2 separate regions of the Homo sapiens genome follow, and region 1 is linked to region 2. A link is an interaction called in ENCODE POLR2A ChIA-PET data of the cell type or tissue named here. Cell type or tissue: endothelial cell of umbilical vein. All regions are shown on one strand. Each heading gives the region's core, and the rest is flanking DNA. Links, peaks and the distances in the headings are about the cores only. Region 1 overlaps CFDP1 (craniofacial development protein 1). Region 2 overlaps CFDP1 (craniofacial development protein 1).

Region 1 (10,731 bases), core at 1,333-9,332, 77 kb after region 2:
CGGCTAATTTTTGTATTTTTTAGTAGCGATGGGGTTTTGCCATGTTGGCCAGGCTGCTCTCGATCTTCTGGCCTCAAGTGATCCACCCGCCACAGTCTCCCAAAGTGCTGTGATTACAGGCATGAGTAACCACACCCAGGCAAGTCAGATATTGTTTAAATTTAAAGCCGGGCGCGGTGGCTCACACCTGTAATCCCAGCACTCTGGGAGGCCGAGGCAGGTGGATCACTTGAAGTCAGGAGTTCAAGACCATCCTAGACAACATAGTGAATCCCCACGTACACTAAAAATACAATAATTAGCCAAGTGTGGTGCCGCACGCCTGTAATCCCAGCTACTCAGGAGGCTGAGGCATGAGAATCGCTTGAACCTGGGAGGCGGAGGTTGCTGTGAGCTGAGATCATGCCACTGCACTCCAGCCTGGGCAACAGAGCAAGACTATGTCTCAAAAAGAAAAACAAAACCAAAAAGACACACAAATCAACTTAGGAAGGGATAAACATGTAAAAAACTCAAAGAATTAAAAAAAGTTTTTTTACAATACACAATAGAACTGTCAAAAGGCACTTGCACCCTCCATAAATACACTGTAGAAAACAACTCTGAACACATGAACATGTTCTCTCCTTGTCTGGTTTCTTTTTGAATTTCTCAACGTCTGTTTCCTCTTTGGGTCCCAGGTTTCCTTGTATTTGTTTTCAGAATTTTACTATTATTTTTCGCTCTCTTCCTTCTCCTATTCTGCTACGGCATGAGCTGAAAGCGTGGCCTCAGGAAAACAAGCAAAAGAGCCTGTCTTGACCAATAATTCCCATACCTACAGGAAGTCATTTGTACAAAATGAAGGAACTCAGAAAAACCCAAGAATTCAATGAAGTTATTCATTCGGAGATGCTTTTGCCGCAATCGAATGCTTGCTAGTTCCTAGACTGCATGATCTACACAAATTGGGTAATAAGTCAGACGGGACAGTCCTGGGTCAGTACTGTCATTTCCTTTTCCATGTCTGCCCTACAGGCTTCAAGGCCAGGCAAAAAATATCCTTCATACTAAAAATCAAGTCTCCATACAGATCAGTGGTCTTGCCTATGGCCTATGGTGTAGCATCCTACTTTGGGTAGAAAGGCGGGGCCCAGCTGCACCTCTAGGAGGGCTGATATCAACACTGTGCTGAAAGGCAAGGGGGGTCAAGTTTAAAGTTCAGCATACTTCTCCTTTGAGGAGTCAACCTCCCGTCTTCCAGGCAAGGCATCCCTATGTTCTGGGTTTTCCTGGACAGTCTCAACTTTTAATTTTACTTCTAAATGTGTAATTACATTTGACTTAAAAAATACTGTCCGAATAGCTATGCTGATTTTTGGTTTGGAAAATATGCTCACCATGGCTCAAGAAACCATGTAACATAATAATGCAGCCAATCTCGACCTACAACACAAGCTGTAAGTTAAGGTACCCTCGAGAACACTACTCTTTCCTCTTCCATTCCTTCAGGTGTTATAAAAGCAAGCCTAAGTTAAAGTTCTATTTCCTAAGAGGGAAAAGAATTGCTTTTCAATGCAACTGTAGTTCACGGTGGCCCCTCTTACTAATGACTGCAAAGCTTCTGCCCCACAGTGTTGTTTTATACAGAACAGACACTAATTCTTTTTATAAACAATGATATTACATGGAACCAGAAGCGAGAGCAGGAGGCCTATGTACAGACCTCAATGGCTGCAGCAGAAGTTCCAGCTGAGGTTTTGTTATTATGGCAGTGGCAGATCTTATGGCAATGGAGGGTCTTGCAGCTTAAATAAAAGCAAACTGTTGGCTCTGAAATCCAGATACTTGTCTTCTGATGACCCAGTGGCATGTGAACTGAGAATACTGAAAGAATCACCACCAGGAAACATATGTAAGCATTTGGCCAACTTCATTCAGACACAAGCGTTAAGTTAGTACAACGCTCTTTACTCTGGCACTGGAGTCAGGTTTGACAAATCCAACATGGTCTTTAAAAAAAAATGCTATTTTGTTTTTCTATAGAAAAATGTAACAACCAAAGAATGACAAAGAAATCTTTGAAATAGTAAAAAGACTTAATGTATGAAAGTCTGAGCACCAAAAAAAAAAAAAAAAATTTTTGCCATCCCCTCTTGTGACACTCCTAAATGGATTGTTAATACTTACTGCTCATCTAGTGCACAATCTATGAGGAATGAGAACAAATGCAGGAAGCACTTTACCTTTTTTTTTTTTTTCCATGAGATGGTGTCTCGCTCTGTCGCCCAGGCTGGAGTGCAGTGGCGCAATCTCAGCTCACTGCAACCTCTGCCTCCTGGGTTCAAGGGATTCTCCTGCCTCAGCCTCCCGAGTAGCTGGGATTATAGGTGCCCGCCATCACACCCAGCTAATTTTTGTATTTTTAGTAGAGTCAGGGTTTCACCATGTTGGTCAGGCTGATCTCAAACACCTGACCTCAAATGAGCCACCCACCTTGGCTTCCCAAAGTGCTGCGATTACAGGTGTGAGCCACCATGTCCAGCCAAGAAGCATTTTATCTATGCAAAAAAAGGTGTTTGGTCAAGAACTGTCTTCTGGCAACTGTCCAGAACTGGTCAGCACTGACATAGGAAATTGATAGGAGTTTCCCAAAGATCCTCATTCATTCATTCAATAAATATTTACTAACAAACTATTATGAACCAAGTACTGAACTGAGACAAGCGAGCAAAACAGATTTGATTCACGCCCTCAGGAAGTTAATAGTCTAGTGGGGGAGAAAAGAGGTGAAACACACACACACACACACACACACACACACAGCCATGCAATTACAAATTGAGGTAAGTGCTACAGAAAAGAATTAGGGGCTGTGAAGGTTCATACTAGTGGGAACCTAATTTAGATTGGAGATGTGTCCTCTGAGGTACTTCTCCCCTCTAGATCTATGTGTTTAAAGTGAAATTAAAAAAACAAAACAAAACAAAACAAACAAACAAACAAAAAAAACTATTACTTTAAGCACCTTTCTGCCAGAAAGAAAATAAGGGCTTTATTTAACAATTCACTTTTTAAAAAAATGGTATTAATGTACCAAGTAAAATACTCAAAAGGTATTTTAAAATAAGCCTCCATTCTACCCTTTGCTGTCTTTTAGCTACCAAATTCCCCTTTCCCCAAGACCAACACTGTTCTTAGCTGCCTGAGTATCCTTCCAGAGATATATTAAACCTGCAGTTCTCAGTGTGGTTCAGGGACCCCAGAGAGATGGGAGATTTTTTTCAGGGAGCTGAAAAGGTTAAAGCTATTTTCATGACAACACGAAGACATTATTTGCCTTCTTCTCTTGTATTCTGTCACAAGTGGATTTTTCCAGAGGCTACATGGTGGGTGACGGTGTTATTGCTCTGACAGCTAATGGAATGTGTGAAGAAGATGCAGAGTCAGCTATCTTCAATGAAGACAGATATTTAAAAGATTTGTAAAAATGTAAAACAATGCCACTCTTCTCACAACATTTTTTTGTATTGGAAAATATACTTATTTTTCACAAAAATATGCTACTTATGTTAACATGTAATGAGTTTACCACTGTTATTTGAAAATAAGTTAATGTTTTAAATTTCTCAGTTTTAATTTCTACTACTGTAAATATCAATAGGTATTAAGGGCTCTTTGGAGTCTTCAATCATTGATATGGATATAAAGAAGTCCTCAGACCAAAGAGTTTGAGAACCACTAAACATTTATAAATGTATGTCAAGTGCTAAACACTGGCCATTAACTGCATCATTCTGGTGGATGTTTTTTAGTGTATTTTAAATAGATGGGTGCTGAGAAGGAAACCAAGTTACTTATTTGTGACTATAATGTGTTGTGGATTATTTGGCTATCAACACGACACGAATTTCACCATGGTGACTGGCTAGTTGTTTTTCCATAGCATCTTAAATATTTGGTATATTAATATGTGGAGTTACTCTAAGCCCATAAACAGCTTACAAATCAGAAAGTAATTATAAATTTTATGTGATAACTGAAGTTGAATGGCAAGGTTAAATACATCTGTGTTAAGTCAAAAAAGAAGCTATTATTAAATGGAATAACATAGTAATAAAGCAGCTTTTTGGGACTAACCCTCCCTCAGACAGATAACAACTATATACTCTGGCCAATACATAGAAAACTCTTGCCTATTTGAAGGCACTGGAGAGCAACCAAAGCCAGGCAGAAATTGGAGTGGATTCAACCTTTGAGAGAAGGGGACTGACTGTGTGAGATTAGTCAGTCTCTGTGGCACAGACGGACTAAAACTTAAGCAGAAAGATGCTTCTCCATGGGTTATGGAGACAGTACTAAGTCTGGCTGTCAGAACAGCTGGAAAGTGAGGGAGGAAGCCCCAACTCAATAAGATACACAGTCAGGCATAGTAGCCAGTGCTTGTAGCACTAGCTACTCAGGAGGCTAGGGTGGGAGGATCACTTGAGGCCAGGAGGATCACTTGAGGCCGCTGTGCCTCACTATACTCCAGCTTGGGCAATACAGTGAAACCCTGTCTCAAAAAAACAAACAAAAAACCAAAGAAGACATACAACTCATAATTCATCAGAGAAGATATACAAATAGCCAGTAAGTACATGAAAAGATACTCAACATCATTAGGCATTAAAGGAATGCAAATTAAATACAATGAAGTACCACTACCCATCTGCTAGATCAAAAAGGCCAACACTACCAGCTGTTCATGAGGAAGTGGACAAAGCGAACCCTCATGCACTGCTGGTAGGAATGTAAAATGGTGTGACCACTTTGGAAAACAATGAACAATTCCTTAAAATTTCTTTGAAAATAATTTACCAGCCAGCATATTTCACTCCTAGGTATCAATCCTAGAAAATGAAAACATGTCCACATAAAGACCTGTACACAAAATGTTCATAGCAGCATTATTTAAAAAGCCAAAAAGTAAAAACAACACAATGTCCATCAACTGATGAATGGGATAAGTATAATGTGGTATAGCTATAAAGTACAATATTTTTTAGCAATAAAAAGCAATGAATTATTGATATATACTACACAAGAAAACATTTGTTTTCTGGCAGTTGTCCAGAACTGCTCAGCACTAACAAATGGGAAATTGGTGAGTTCCCCAAAGATCCTCATTCATTCATTTTTGGATGAACTTCAAAAACACCTTATAGCGAGGCCAGGCACAGTGGCTCACACCTATAATTTCAGCACTTTGGGAGGCTGAGGCAGGCAGCTCAGTATCAGCCTGGCCAACATGGTGAAACCCTGTCTCTACCAAAAATGCAAAAATCAGCCGGGTGTGGTGGCACACGCCTGTAATCCCAGCTACTGGGGAGGCTGAAGCAAGAGAATCGCTTGAACATGGGAGGCGGAGGTTGCAGTGAGCCGAGATCGTGCCACTGTACTCTAACCTGGAGTGGATAGAGTGAGTGCGACTCTGTCTCAAAAACAAACAAACAAAAAAACCGTTATAGGGAGATAGATACTGAAAGACTATGTAGTGAAATTTCCAGACAAGGCAAATCTACGGAGACAGAAAGCAGATCAGTGGTTGTCTGGAGGGCTCCCATCTTCTGGGGCTGAAGATGGGAGCAGGAATTGACTGCAAATGGGCAGAAGGAAACTTTTTGGGTGATGGAAGTGTTCTAAAATGAAATTGTACACAATGAAAGTTACCACTTTAAAAAATTTACTATAGGCCGGGTGTGGTGGCTCACACCTGTAATCCTAGCACTTTGGGAGGCCAAGGTGGGTGGATCACGTGAGGTCAGGAGTTCAAGACCAGCCTGGCCAACATGGCAAAACCCTGTCTCTACTAAAAATACAAAAATTAGCTGGGTGTGGTGGCAGGCACCTGTAATCCCAGCTACCTGGGAGGCTGAGGAAGGGGAACTACTTGAACCTGGGAGACAGAGGTTGCAGCGAGCCGAGATGGCGCCACTGCATTCCAGCCTGAGTGACAGGAACGAGACTCCATCTCAAAAAAAAAAAAAAAAAAAAATTACTACAAATTATTAAACTATACATTTGTATTTGGATGAATTTTATGGTATGATAAATCCCCACCACCACCCAAAAACCTGTTTAAAACAATAGAAAAATTTAGGGAGAGTATTAGGAAAAATAGCTAATGCGTGCTGGGTTTAATACCTAGGTGGTGGATGGGTTGACAGGTGCAGCAAACCACTATGGCACACATGTACCTATGTAACAAACCTGCACATTCTGCACATGTACTCCAGAACTAAAAAAAAAAAAAAAAAAATTGCTAGGGATAAGGGGGCAGGGTGGGAGAGATAAAATGAGACTTAAAAGACTTAACAGTCGGCTGGGTGCAGTGGCTCCCATCTGTAATCCCAACACTGTGGGAGGTCGAGGTGGGCAGATCACCTGAGGATAGGAGTTCAAGACCAGCTTGGCCAACATGGTGAAACCCCATCTCTACTAAAAATACAAAAATTAGCCGGTCGTGGTGGCAGGAGCCTGAAATCCCAGCTACTCAGGAGGCTGAGGCAGGAGAATCACTTGAACCCCGGAGGCAGAGGTTGCCGTGAGCCAAGATCCTGCCATTGTACTCCAGCCTGGGCGACAGAGTGACACTCCATCTCAAAAAAAAAAAAAAAAAAACTTAACAGCCAGACCGGATATGGTGGCTCACGCCTGTAATTCCAGCACTTTGGGAGGCCGAGGCAGGTGGATCACTTGAGGTCAGGAGTTCGAGACCAGCCCAGCCAACATGGTGAAACTCTGCCTCTACTAAAAATACAAAAATTAACTGGATGTGGTGGTGGACACCTGTAATCCCAGCTACTCAAGGGCTGAGGCAGAAGAATCGCTTGAACACGGGAGGCAGAGGTTGCGGTGAGCCAAGATCGCACCGTGCCCTCTGGCCACAGAGAAGACTCCATCTCAAACAAATAAAACAAAAAGATTTAACGGTCAAATGGAATATGTGGACCTTGTTTACATCCTGACTCAAGGAAAGTAGCTACAACAAAAAACTTACGATACAATTAAGGAAATATGAACACTGACTAAATACTGGATATCAAGAAATTATTATTATTTTTAGATGTAATAATGGTAATTGCTTTTAAAAGAATACTTTTAAGAGATATACACTTAAATATTTACAGCTAAAATCACAGCACGTTAAAGTTTTGCTTCAAAATATTCAGTGGAGGTTTTGGTGGTGGAGTGGATGGAGAGCTATCATAGATGATGTAAAATGGGACATGTGTTAAGTACTGAAGATTGGTTACATGCACATGGAGAGATTCATTATGCTAGTCTCTCTACTGTATGAAATTTTCCACAATAAAAAATAAAAGGGGTATAGTAATGTCTACCCGCAAAGATTTGAGTATTCAACTTGATAACACATATAAAGGATTTAATATAAAAGATTGGCAAAATATTGATAACTGTTGAAGTTTAGTGATGGGTACAGGGATTCATTATACCTTACACTTTACTTTTGTGTGTAGGTCTGATATTTTCTTTCTTTTTTTTTTTTAGACAGGGTCTCACTCTGTCAGCCTCAACCTCCTAGGCTCACGCAATCCTCCCACTTCAGCATTCTGAGTACTACAGGCACGTGCCACTACGCCCAGCTAATCTGTGCATTTTTTGTAGAGATGGAGTTTCGCCATGTGCCCAGGCTGCTGCAATTTTTCATAATAAAAAGTTGTTTGTTTGTTTTTTTTTAAGGAGTCTGATACTTACACATTTTCATTGTGGGTATCAGTACTTTCCTTTTTACATTTTTCAATAACTTAAAGAAAGTAAGGATAAAATGGAATAAAATATTCCAATACTTGCACAAACATGTCTTGCTTTATGAAGACCAAAACATTTATGTGGCCAATCAGCTAATGTATCAAATTCAAGGTTTGGTTAAAAATAGGCACATCAGAAATGTAAGTGTAATATGTGTAAATGAGTTGCTCAAAAGTCCAAAGTAAATACAGTCCTCCTCTCCTCAGTATAGTTTTTGAACGTAAATAAGACTGATTTCGTCAGGCATAGGAGAAATTATTTTTATTTAGGGAATAATAAAAAAAGTAGCTTAAAATACATATTGCAGGCCAGGCGCAGTAGCTCATGCCTGTAATCCAAGCACTTTAGGAGGTCAAGGCAGTATTGCTTGAGCCCAGGAGTTCAAGACTAGCCTTAGCAATATAGCAAAAGTTCGCTTCAAAAAAAACAAAAACAAAACAACCCACAAAAAAACAAAAAGCCAAAAAACCCGCACACTGCTATACAGAATTCTAGCTAGATGCAGGCTTCTGCTTTAACTATTATATACATTTAGACACATGGCTTCGCAGTAGGTTGCCTATTTATTCTCCAATAATCTAAACAGTGTATTGACAGAGACGTATGTGTCCACACTTGTTTCTTCTGATGAAACTGGAAAAGCAATTTGCAAATCTGTCTACCAGAAACAAAGAAAACTAAGTAAGACCAGATTATTCTCTAGTGCTCAGAGTCTCAACAGCAGGTTAAGGAACCAGAGTTTCCAAACTGGCCTCCTTTTGTTTGACCAACACTTTACTTACTTACTTACTGTATTTATTTGTTTATGAGACAGAGTCTCACTGTGTCACCCAGGCTGGAGTGCAGTGAAGCGATCTTGGCTCACTAAAACCTCCGCCTCCCAGGTTCACGTTCAAGCGATTCTCATGCCACAGCCTCCCCAGTGGCTGGAACTACAGGCCTGCACCACCAAGCTCAGCTAATTTTTGTATTATTATTATTATTATTTTTAGTAGAGACAGGGTTTCACCATGTCGTCCAGGCTGGTCTCAAACTCCTTACCTCAAGTGATCTGCCCACCTCGGCTCTCAAAGTGTTGGGATTACAGGCGTGAGCCACCATGCCTGGCCTTGAATTTTTTCTATTATTTATTACTTTTTTTTTTTTGAGGCAGAGTTTCGCTCTTGTTGCCCAGGCTGGAGTGCAATGGTGTAATCTTGGCTCACTGCAACCTCTGCCTCCCAGGTTCAAGTGATTCTCCTGCCTTGGCCTCCCAAGTAACTGGGATTACAGGTGCCTGCCACCACACCCAGCTAATTTTTGTATTTTTAGTAGAGATGGGGTTTCGCCATGTTGGCCAGGCTGGTCTCGAACTCCTGACCTCAGGTGATCCACTGACCTTGGCCTCCCAAAGTGCTGGGATTACCAACGTGAGCCACCACGCTCGGCCAAATTTTTTCTATTTTAAAAATAATGTGGAGGGAGGAATAGCATTAGGAGATATACCTAATGTAAATGATGAGTTGATGGGTGCAGCACACCAACATGGCACATGTATACATATGTAACAAACCTGCACGTTGTGCACATGTACCCTAGAACTTAAAGTATAATAAAATAATAATAATAATAATGTGTGGCAGGGTGCAGTAGCTGACGCCTGTAATCCCAGCACTTTAGGAGGCTGAGGAGGGCGGATCACCTGAGGTCAGGAGTTCCAGACCATTCTGGCCAACATGGCAAAACCCCGTCTCTACTAAACATACAAAAATTAGCTGGTGTGGTGGCATGTGCCTGTAATCCCAGCTACTTGGGAAGCTGAGGCACAAGAATCGCTTGAACCCAGCAGGCAGAGGCTGCAATGAGCCAAGATCATACCACTGCACTCCAGCCTGGGTGACAGAGCAAGACTGTCTCAAAAATTTAAAAAAAGAATTAAAAAAAACTTAAAGATCCATTTGCAGAAATCAACTCACTTGCAAAAGGACTTGCTTACTACAAAATTCAGGTTGGGATCTATCTCACTTTGTTAGTTTATTCATTTATCAAATATGCCCTATATGAGCATATACTGTGCCAAGTGCAGAAAAAAGCCAATTCCAGAATTGTAAAAAACAAACTATCACATGTTCATGTGGACTTCACTGTAGTGTTCCGCAGGGTTTCTTAACTTGGGAACTACTAACATTTTGAATAAGCCAATTCTTTGTTTCGAGCTGTCCTTTGTACCGCAGGATGTTTAGCAGCATCTCAAACTTTTTACCCTCTAAATGCCAGTAGCATCCCCTGCCTTGCCCAGGTTATACAACCAGAAATGTCTCTAGACACTGCCAAAAGTCCCCTAGGACAAATACAAGTTAAAACATTTTAAGTAATGTCAACATAATATGATACAATTTCATAATTATATATCTCTCTCTAAAGATGATTAAACACTGGCTAATGTCTTAAGTAAATAAAACTGTGGAGATTAAAATAGTGATGTCAAAGCAGATTAAGAAACCTGAATGGGGGGCGAGGTTAAAAAAACTGAACAAAGTTCTTATATATTCAAATGTTTTTTAAAAACTAACCTTAAGCGTTTTGGTTAAGCTTCCTTTGTAGTTGGGAAATTCCTGTTCTGCTAATTCAGGCTCTTTTCTAAAAACAGGTTTATATATTTTAGTACATAAAAATATTACTATAGCCTAACATTCATAGGAAGAATCTCTTGGTCTTTTCTGAGAACCTCTCAAGTGTTTTGTTACATATTAGAATAATCAGAGGAAAGAAAAGTAAGTGAATTTCAGTCTTGGTGTATTCTCCTCCAACTCAAAGGTTTCATTTAGTAGGAAGAGGATGAAAATGTTGATTAAATCTATATACGTTTTTAATAGTTTTAAGTTTCATTTATTTGTTAAGTCTACTGTTTCCTTGATGATTTTATAATTTCCTTGTCCTAATACGAACTAGTAAGTG
Region 2 (10,731 bases), core at 977-8,976:
CTCTGTTGCCCAGGCTGGAGTACAGTGGTGTGATCTTGGCTCACTGCAACCTCTACCTTCTGGGCTCAAGCCATCCTCCCACTTCACCCTCCTTTTGTACCTGGGACTACAGGTGTGCACCACCATGCCCAGCTCATTTCTTTTTCTATTTTTTGTAGAGACGGAGTTTCACTATGTTGCCCAGGCTGGTTCTGAACTCCTGAGCTCAAGGGATCCTCTTGCCTCGGCCTCCCAAAAGTGCTGGGATTACAAGCGTGAGCCATGCGCCTGGCCCAAAGCTCTTTTTTGATCTCTTATCATATGGCCTTCCTTACCCCACAAGAGGCTTCCTCTATGCTGAGCTTAAGGTTTATCACTATATATATATATATATATATATATATATATATATATATATATATATATATATGCACGTTCTGAACCACAGAACATAAAACCATTTTAAAGTGTACTGAATTATACATCACAAGGGTGGGCAACCAATACCTCTATATTTACATGTTTTAAAATCTGTACACCTGGGATTGTATGGCAGGTCTTTTGCAATTTGATTTTTGCATCAATGCTGCTTACAAGGTTCATCTATGTTGATGCGCATAGCTGCCAGCTTGTGCATTTCACTGCCAAATCGTATACCATTGTGTGACTACTTTACAATTGACGCATTCTCCTGGCGATCACTGGGCTGTGAAGGTGTTCAGAACATGCCACTCAAAATATGCCACTCTGGCCTATTGACTATTTTGAGTTAAAGGCACCTGTGGCCTGGTGAGGTGGCTCATGCCTGTAGTCCCAGCACTTTGGGGGGCCGAGGTGGGAGAATTGCTTGAGTTTGAGACGAGCCTGGCCAACATGGTGAGACCCTGTCATTAAAAAGAACAAAAAAATTATCTGGGCTTGGTGATATGTGCTCAGGAGGCTGAATGTGAAGATCAGTTGAGCATAGGAAGTTGAGGCTGCAGTGACCTATGATTGCACCACTGCACTCAAGCCTAGGAGACAGAGTAAGAACCTGTCTCTAAAAAAAGGCACCTGAAAAACAGGTGTAAGAAGGACACTCTGTCCTTTTTCTTTAAAAACAGATGAAATTGTCATGTGAAATGTATCCTTGATTTTTTTTGATATGGAGTCTTGCTCTATCACCCAGGCTGGAGTGCAGTGGCACAATCTCAACTCACTGCAACCTCTGCCTCCTGGGTTCAAGTGATTCTCCTGCCTCAGCCTCCCAAGTAGCTGGGATTACAGGCGTGTGCCACCACGCCCAGCTAATTTTTGTATATTTGGTAAATATGGGGGCTTCATGATGTTAGCCAGGCTGGTCTCAAACGCCTGACCTCAGGTGATCTGCCTGCCTCAGCCTCCCAAAGTGCTGGGATTATAGGCATGTGCCACCATGCCTAGCCAATGTATCCTTTTTTTTTTTTTTTGAGATGGAGTCTCGCTCTGTTGCCCAGGCTGGAGTGCAGTGGCGCAATCTCAGCTCACTGCAAGCTCCGCCTCCCGGGTTCACACCATTCTCCTGCCTCAGTCCCCCGAGTGGCTGGGACTACAGGCGACTGCTACCATGCCCGGCTAATTTTTTTGTATTTTTAGTAGAGACAGGGTTTCACCCTGTTAGCCAGGATGGTCTCGATCTCCTGACCTTGTGATCCGCCTGCCTTGGCCTCCCAAAGTGCTGGGATTAAAGGTGTGAGCCACAGCTCCTGGCCCAATATACCCTTCTTATACTAGAAGGAAAGAGACACTCTTATCACCAAGGAGGGGAAGTTAATTCTGAGAGAAATCTGTGTGAACCTTGTTAACAAACCCGCATCTTTCCACTTTTCCAACCAATGTAACTCCCCTAGCTCAGGCCCTTTCACCTTGTCACACTTACTACTCTTTGCCCAACTCAGTATATAAGCTTTCAACTCTTGTTTCTTTGGGTCTTCATGTTTCTTGTGAGGACTCCCATGTACATGTAAAAAAATAAAAAAATAAAGAGAGTAGAAGATAAATTTTTCCTCCTCTACAGTGGTTTCCAAGTTTTTAATAATTACCAATACGGGTTAAGCTTTCAAATCCAAAATGCTCCAAAATATGAAACTTTTTGAGTGCCGACCTGATGCTAAAAGGAAATGCTAATTGGAGCATGTTGGATTTCAGATTTTTGGATTTGGGATGCTGGATCAGTCTAATGCAAATATTCCAAAATCCAAAGAAATCTGAAATCTGAAACACTTCTTGTCCAAAGCATTTCAGATAAGGGATACTTTTTCTTTTCTTTTTTTAAATAGAATGCTTCACGAATTTGCATGTCATCCTTTATTAGTCCATTTTCACGCTGCTGATAAAGACACACCCGAGACTGGGAAGAAAAAAGGGTTTAACTGGACTTAACAGTTCCACATGGCTGGGGAGCCCTGAGAATCATGGCAGTAGGCAAAAGGCACTTCTTACATGGTGGAGCCAAGAGAAAATGAGGAAGATGCAAAAGCGGAAACCCCTGATAAATCCACCAGATCTCGTGAGACTTATTCACTACCATGAGAACAGTATGGGGGAAACCGCCACCATGATTCAAATATCTCCCACCAGGTCCCTCCCATACACGTGGGAATTAAGGGAGTACAATTCAAGATGAGATTTGATTGGGGATGCAGCCAAACCACATCACATCCTTGTGCAGAGGCCATGCTAATCTTCTCTGCATCATTCTATTTTTTTTTTTTTTTTTTTTTTTAGTATATGTGCTGCCAAAGTGAGCACCAGATGAGGGGTACTTAACCTGTACTCCTGTCTCTTTGTGCACGTGCTGGTGCTTCTCCAAGATGTATCTCGGGAGTACAGCTGCTGCATCCGGGGCCAGGTATAGCTCCAGATTTATTAGACATTGCCAAAGTGCTCTGTAAAGTGGCACTAATTTATACTCCCGTAAGTTTGGCTCTCTTGGGGAAGGGGAAGCCAGGGGCACAATTTAATTGTAGCAACACGGATGGTGTATTTCACTTAATAAAGTGTTGTGAGGTAGGCAGAGCAGGATTATTCACCATCCTGAGCAACCTTTCAAAGGTGAGGAATCCGAGACGCAGGGGTTGAGGGATTTAGCCGGATCCCAGAGATAGGAGGGGTTAGAAGGAGGATGTCAAGCCATGTGTCTGACCCGACAGCGCTCTCCTTATGTTAGTTTCTCTCCCTCCTCCTCCCTAGCACAGCCACCTTGCACCTTATATGAACACAGACTCAGCCTACTCACCAGCTTTCTGAGACCACAAACAACAAAAGCTGGCTGCATAGGAGGGAGAGAGGCCCCAAGGAGGGGCTCTGTCGTGCGACCCTGCTGGACTTCTCCATCCCAGTTTCCTTGCTGGAGTCAACTTGCCTGTGCACAAAGATTGCATCTGGTAGTATTTTTGGACTTAAGTTGCTCTAGGAGGGCATAAATAAAAGCAATAGTAAAAAAGACTTAGCAGGCTGGCTCACAACGACTGCTTGAGCTCAGGAGTTGGAGACCAGCCTGAGCAACATGGTGAAGCCCCGTCTCTACCAAAAATATAAAACTTAGCCAGGCGTGGTGGTGCATGCCTGTAGTCCCAGCACTCAAGAGGCTGAGGTGGGGGGACTGCTTAAGCCCAGGGAGGCTGAGGCTGCAGTGAGCTGAGATCACCCCACTGTATTCCAGCCTGGGCGACAGAGCGAGACCCTGTCTCAAAAAAAGAAGAAGCAGAAGAGGCCAAGATGGGAATCTCCAGCCCAGAGAAGGCGGGGCAGGGGAGTGGCACTCAATGTCCCTGAGTTGCTGAACCTCCCACACACCAAGTGGCTGCAGTCATCTGGGCACCTCCTCCCTTCACTCCCTAACCCCAGGCAGTGTCTCAAAGAGGGCAACACCCTCCACTCAGAAATGCTCAGCACAGAAACGTGACCATGGAGCAGAGCTTAGACATGGGTGACACCCGGCCACCAGGCCTGTCTGAAGCAGGGCTTAAGTCCTAGGTAAGGACTTCTCAGCAGTACCCCCTCTCCCCTGCAAAGAGTGGGTCAGAAGCTGCCCTAGACTGGGCGGTACCAGAGCTGAGGCCAGGGTGCCCACATCTCAGTGAACTCTTGACACAAAAATTCGGTACCAGAAGGCAGCTCTTCATCTGCAAGAACCTTCTCAACCTTTGGTTTTTCTGTCTCCTTGCCCTCGGGTCTTTCCTTCCCAACATGGCGCTGGGATCCAGGGGGTGATGAGAGGCTGTTCAATCTTGCTGCCTCCTACATCCTGCCCTCCAGCCATGCCATGTGGGTGCGGCCCTGGCTGTGTTACCAGATGACCTCAGGCAAGTTTCCTCCTCTGAAAGGGCAGAGGATCTAACAAGATAGCATGTCAGGAAGCATCTGGCATGCAGGACCAACCGATCGTTCGCTGATGAAGCTAAAAGCTTCTGATCCTTCCCAGGAACCCACCATTCTCAGCCCAATTCCTGTTTGTTCACCTGTACTTTTTGGTAATTAAAAAAGTCCTAAGTCTCACCCAACATGCCTGAGCAATTCCAGATCTGGCTAAGGACTGATACCAAAAAGCAGAAGACTGATCTTGAGAGCCTGTTCTAGCCCTTTCTACCACCCCGTGTCAGACCGCAGACCACATCACACCACACCATGTTAACTACGCCACACCACATACTCCCATCTCACCACACCAACCACATCGCCTCTGTTCTGCTGCCACGAGGCAGCATGGCACCTGGAGAGCCTGTCACCGGCCTTCCTGGTCCCTGCCAGGGTGCCAGAAGCACCATCACTCCACTCCTGCCCAGGACGTCTCCTGGCCTTCGCGGTGCCAGCCACTCAGCTAACCTGCACTGCCCAGTTCTGAAGTCAGGTGCCAGCTAAGTGTCTGTCAGGCCTTAGTCCAGTACCTCCATATGGATGCTGACAGTGTACAGCTCACTCAGGATTTCCTTCTTAATGTGTCCCGTTTTGCCCCTAGAGACCTTATGCAGACTTCCTAATTAGAGCACTGCATTCCTCAGGAAATAGGTGAGCAGAGCACATCAAGAGGCTTATTTTACTTTTGACATTATCCTGTTTTAGGGCAGTTTTTTTCAGTAATGAGAAGGTACCAGATGCCCTGGAAATCTGACACACCCATTTGGGACTTGGAGAGGACAAGAGCAAGGCCAGGAAAGTCAACTCCAGGGGAGTCTCTGGACTCCACAGGACCAGCTAAGAAGGTGTCCTTGGACTGTCCTTGTCAGCCATTCACACCACAGCAGGGGACAAGCACTATGCCCTGCAGAAGGCTGCCAAACACCTCTTAGCACTGACTCACTCTTTCCACTTCCCACTTCCTGCAAACAGTTTCCTTGACAATTTCCAACTCCTGGATAAAGGGACATCACTTCCTTTGGGAGTTAGATGAGTTTTCACTAAATGTGGATGTGAGAGCTAGATAAAATATTAGTCACTTGTTCTTAAAAATTGTGGGCAGGATAGTGTCTGTCATGGTTCAAATCAGACTTGTAATTTTAAAAAAGGTGATTTTTTTGTTTGTTTGTTTTTGAGACAGGGTCTTGCTCTGTCGCCCAGGCTGGAGAGCAAGGGTGCAATCACAGCTTACTGCAACCTTGACTCCCTGGGCTCAAGTGATCCTCCCACCTCAGTCTCCCAAGTAGCTGGGATCACAGCCATGCACCACTATGTCCAGCTAATTTTTAAATTTTTTGCAGAGATAGGGTCTCGCTGTATGTTGCCCAGGCTGGTCTCAAACTCCTGGCCTCAAGCGATCTGCCTGCCTCAGCCTCTCAAAGTACTGGGATTACAGGCGTGAGCCACTGTGCCTGGCCGAAAAGGTGATTCTTGATTGAGGGCAAACACACTTTAATTAGTCCCACCCACCAGCCTGGTCTCGGTGGGTCCACTGAGAAAGGCTAGGCATTTGCTGAGGAGGCTCAGTCCTCTGAGCATGAGGTAGGAAGAGGATGGGACAGGTAGCAATGCTGGCTGAGAAGGTAGGTCCCACTGAGGGCACAGATGGGCTCAGGCAGCACAGATGACCGAGAGGAATACCCAAGAGTGGTCCATCCCCGTCTTAGGCACCCCCATGGACACCCACCTGCTTGGTCCTCTGCCTGGGTCACTGGCTGGTGCCAAAGGCCTGCTCCATTCTGCAGCCACAGCACCCAGCCCATGGGGATGGTCAGGCAGGGCTTGAGAAGACTCCTGCCTCCTGGGGCCTGGCTTACACCTACAAGAAACAGCCACCCATTTGTAGATACCCACTGCTAATGCCTAAGGACCCTCTCTTGCTGGCCAGTTCTCCTGTCCCTTGAACTTGATCCACAACAGTAAGGAGTAAAAACAAAGGGCCAGAGGAGGCCCTTCAGAGTCTGGGAAGATGAGGTGTCAGAATCTGCAAAGCTTGGTTTCCAAGTTGTTAAAACAGGCATAGTTAAGACCAGCCTGGGCAACACAGTGAATGCCCATCTCTACAAAAAATTACAAAGTTAGCTGGGTGCAGTGGTGTATACCTGTGGTCCTAGCTGCTTGGGAGGCTGAGATGAAAGGATCTCTTGAGCCCAAGAGGTTGAGGCTACAGTGAACCATGATCATGCCACTGCACTAATTGGGCAACAGAGCAAGACCCTGTCTCAAAAAAAAAAAAAAAAGAAGAAAGAAAGAAAAGAAAAACAGGCACAGGATCTTAGGAGGTAGAGAGGACCTCCTTCCTGTACCAGGGTCCCCTCTACCACACTCATGGCCATTGTAATCCCAACACTTTGGAAGGCCAAGGTGGGTGGTTCACCTGAGGTCAGGAGTTTGAGACTAGCCTGACCAACATGGTGAAACCCCATCTCTACTAAAAATACAAAAATTAGCCAGACGTGGTTGTGTAATCCAGCCAGGATTACACGCCTGTAATCCCAGCAACTTGGGAGGCTGAGGCAGGAAAATCACTTGAATCCAAGAGGTGGAGGCTGCAGTGAGCCAAGGTTGCACCACTGCACTCCAGCCAGGGCAACAAAGTGAGACTCCATCTCAAAAAAAAAAAAAAATTGTCAGAGGCTCTAAGGAAGGACTTTGATGTGCTCAGGCTGTTCTAGGAGAGTGTGGGCAGTCCCCCAGGGCTCACCTCCCCACCCTGCCTTGCCTGTTTTCCATGACACTCACTTTTCCAGCCTTCCCTACAGCTAGAGGCAGTTCAATGACCCAGCTATGGCCAGTGAGACATAAATGAAAGTCTGATATGAACCCTCATTGTAAGATGACACAGGTATACATAATACATACATACAGATGCACATGTATCAGTCAGAGTAAGTGGTTTATCAGTGAGATGAAGTGAGGTCAGTACAGGAGGCTTTTAAAGAGGTTCCATGTAGACCAAGAGAGTGACAGCTAAAGTCAAGGCAACCAGCACAGTTTAAAGTGGGAAAGTGTGAGACTCCGAAGCACGGATCTACAAATTGGGAAACAGGGCACCTGTAATAGGATCGATGCAAATAGCCATGTATTCCCTGACAGGCAGCCAGAATCTGTCAAAAAAGACTAGACTAGAGGGGCTTTCTAAAAGACTCATGGAGAGGTAATGGGTGATTGTGTGGAGGTCAGATGTGGGCAGCAACCCTGCTGGGAAAAGGGGCACCAATCAACAGACAGCAGAAAGGAACCGACCTTTCTCCAGAATCATGACATTAACTTAACACAGGTACAGATGGAGAAAACCTGTGGCGGGGGGCTGGATCCTGAACAAGAAAGGCAGGGCCCAAGCACACAGTTACGACTTTCACTGACACATCTGACTTCTCCTTTCATGGCTTGGAGCAAAACAGGAATAGCAAACCCACCTGTGAGAAGAACCCAGCAGGCTTTGCAGCTTTTGTCTTAATCCCTTAGGCTTCACAGGTGTTAACATTTGCTAAAAAGAAAAACCCTAACTTACTATGAACTCAGCACCATTCATTCTATTGGATTTCAGATCATTTTTCAAATAGGGAGAGAGCCAGCTCACGTGTTGCTGAGACACTGGCTGCTGAGATGAAGAACTTTGTGAAGCGCAATGGAAGAGGGACTCAGAACTCCAGAGAAGAGTTAGGGAAACAGTTGCCAAATGGTGGTGAATGACGGATGATGAGCCAGAGAGTACCATGTGGGAGGACATTCACATCAAATCTTGGCTGCTACCTCCTGAAGGTCTGGATGTCCTCTAATCAAAATATTGGCAGCTCTTAGGTTATTCTTTTTTTGTTTTTCAGACAGGGTCTCACTCCTTTTGCCCAGGCCGGAGTGAAATGGCACGATCTTGGCTAAGTGCAGCCTCAACTTCCAGGGCTTAAGTGATCCTCCCACCTTAGTCTCCTGAGTAGCTGGGACTACAGGCATGCACCACCATGCCTGGCTAATTTCTTTTTGTATTTTTGGTGAAGACAGGGTTTCATCATGTTGCCCAGGCTGATCGTGAACTCCTGAGCTCAAGCAATCCACCTGCCTCGGCCTCCCAAAGTGCTGGGATTACAGGCATGAGCCACCTGGCCCACCTTCCTCAGTTATTATGTCCCATTTGGGACCATAACTAAGACCTCGCAGGCCGCCTGTTGTGACGCTGGCCTGAAATGCTCTACAATCACTTAGAATTATTTATCAGAGGGGATGTGAATAGACATTGTGTTCAAATTTAGCTTGTAAACTACCTTTCTGAGTAATAAGATCCATAGCCCATAACCATCTAGTGTTGACAGTTGGGTCTTTGTTGCTATGAATTCCCACCACATTAGAGGCCTAGATTGGGAGACCTGCCATAAACTAGTACTCACACCCGACGGGTGTGTCATTAGCTTACTCCACCCCTTGGAGGTACTAGTGTTATTCATGCCATTTGCAGACCAGAAAATGGAGGCACAGAAAAATGACCTGTGGTCAGGGCCACAAAGCTGGTACAGCAAGAAATGGAATGCAGTCTTAGGTAACCTGTCATCACCCAAACCTGTCATGGTACTCGGGTAACACACATGCACATGCAGGCACACACACCAGAAGCAGGTTGTGGGGTTTCCCGCTTATTAATATGAATGGTCTCTATCCCTCTTTCCCTCTTCACTGAAGATGTTACTCTCTTACTCTCCTCCCTGCTGTTCTGCAAAGAATGTCTGACTCTAAGCAGGAAGTTTGAAATTTACATTTTCTTATGAGTATAAAAAAGAAAATCCTTCAGAATATTCTTTGACAAACTAAAAATTAATGAATTATTGAAGTGGGAGCATATCTGAATTTAACTTTTCTTTGGGAAGAGGAAAAAGGCTGAAGGGAAAAAACAGCTAATTCAGCAATAATATATCCTTATTTTCAGCCTTACATGCCATCAGTAGGAATCCATTCAGGAGAAAGAGAGATCAGAAGAGAAGCCCGAGTGGAAATGAGAACAAGCTGCGAAGGGGCCTGGCATTCCAGTCACTCTAGTGAGCCGCCTCCTCTAGGTCTTCGGGGCAAGGCTGGCTGCAGAAAGAGCCTCTTGGCCCCGGAAAATTCACACCCAGGTTGGTCAGCTATCTTCACCATGCCTGGCAAGACCTCTGCCAGCCTGGACAGACCTGGAATGTGCTGTCTTGAACTGGGTGGGACTTTGCGGCAGAATAAAGGGAAGGTGAGCGAGGTCGTCATCTTCATTATCCTCTCACAGGACCAACTTTTATTTTATTTATTCATTTAAGGACAAATTTTTAAAAGTAAAGTGAATGAAACCATTTGTGATTAAGATACATAGACAGAACTTCAATGTAGAAAAAAAAAAGACCTTGCTGGGAAACAGATGATGAGAAACACTGTAAAACATTTCACAGACGCACAAAAAGCTCACATTGTAAACAGGATTAAGCTGCTCTTGATTTAGCCCGTAACATCAAGGTTTCATTTTGCTCAGCCTGAGATCTCGCTCAATTTCAAACTGCCTGTGATCCACTCGGTCAAGGAAGGCTTTCCGTTCAATGTACCTAGAAGATGAAAACAGTGTTTGTCAGTAGAATCCAGTAGGAAAAACTCCTCCCCTGCACAGTCCCATCCCCCAGGGATAAACTAAGTTACAGTAAATGGTGCCGAGAGTGACCACCCATGACTCTTCCAGTACAATCCAAACCACTCACATTTGGTCTAAACAAGGATGGTGAAAATAAAAGGAAGGCAACAGCTTATCAATGAGAAAGTATATTAGAGGCTGGGTGGCAGGAAGATGTTGCAATTTTCTAACAAGACTTTAAGGGCAGAAGAAAGAATACCGGTTTACACAAGCATGGGTTCAAGTCCTAGCTCTAGCTCACTGATTAGCTGGGCAAAGGAATGAACATCTTTGAGCCTCACTTTTCTCTACAGCAGCATGGTGATGCTGTTTTTCTTGGCTTTAGTGGTGTGTTGAATTGGTGGGTAAGAGAAAGCTAGGCCTCCTGCATACATACATCAAAACATGAAAAGGGGGCATGTGGTAATGAAGGAAAGAAGACAGTAAAAATGACCTCACAGGACTGCAGTGAAGGTGAAGTGAGCTGAGGTTCATAAAGTGCACACTTTAGAAGTGATTTAACTGCTTTGAGCTCTTTTCTTCCCCTCATCCTTTTCTCCTCTCCGCAGTATCCTCCACCCTGTTTGCGTCTAGGTTGCTTCTGCTAAGATGACAGGAGAACTCTTTCCCTAAATGCCTCTAAGAGAATGAGTTTAAGGGCCTCTGATCTCTCCTTTCAAGGATCCCCTTGAAAGGTGGACACTCTGCTCCCTAAT

Evidence for each region. ChIA-PET counts read pairs that join two places held together with the same protein. Peaks named below come from ENCODE experiments on the same cell type or tissue, not always from the same donor. Only the 100,000 strongest peaks of a DNase experiment are listed, where the experiment ranks them.
Region 1: POLR2A ChIA-PET joins it to region 2 with 5 read pairs; 4 of 35 experiments call an interaction of 5 or more read pairs at or near these places.

Annotation. Positions count from the first base shown.
Region 1 is chr16:75,361,170-75,371,900 of GRCh38, forward strand. The region is part of intron 5 of CFDP1 (craniofacial development protein 1); the gene reads right to left. Among named protein-coding and RNA genes, the nearest start is that of CFDP1, 67 kb to the right of the region's middle. In endothelial cell of umbilical vein, for the core only: no CTCF peak of the experiment used is centred there; no DNase peak of the experiment used is centred there.
Region 2 is chr16:75,284,090-75,294,820 of GRCh38, forward strand. CFDP1 (craniofacial development protein 1) reads right to left here. Exons shown (of 7, transcript NM_006324.3): 7 at 9,621-9,953. The coding sequence ends at 9,863. It also overlaps the pseudogene RNU6-758P. Among named protein-coding and RNA genes, the nearest start is that of BCAR1, 38 kb to the left of the region's middle. In endothelial cell of umbilical vein, for the core only: no CTCF peak of the experiment used is centred there; a DNase peak (open chromatin) is centred at 5,322; H3K27ac peaks cover 2,448 bases.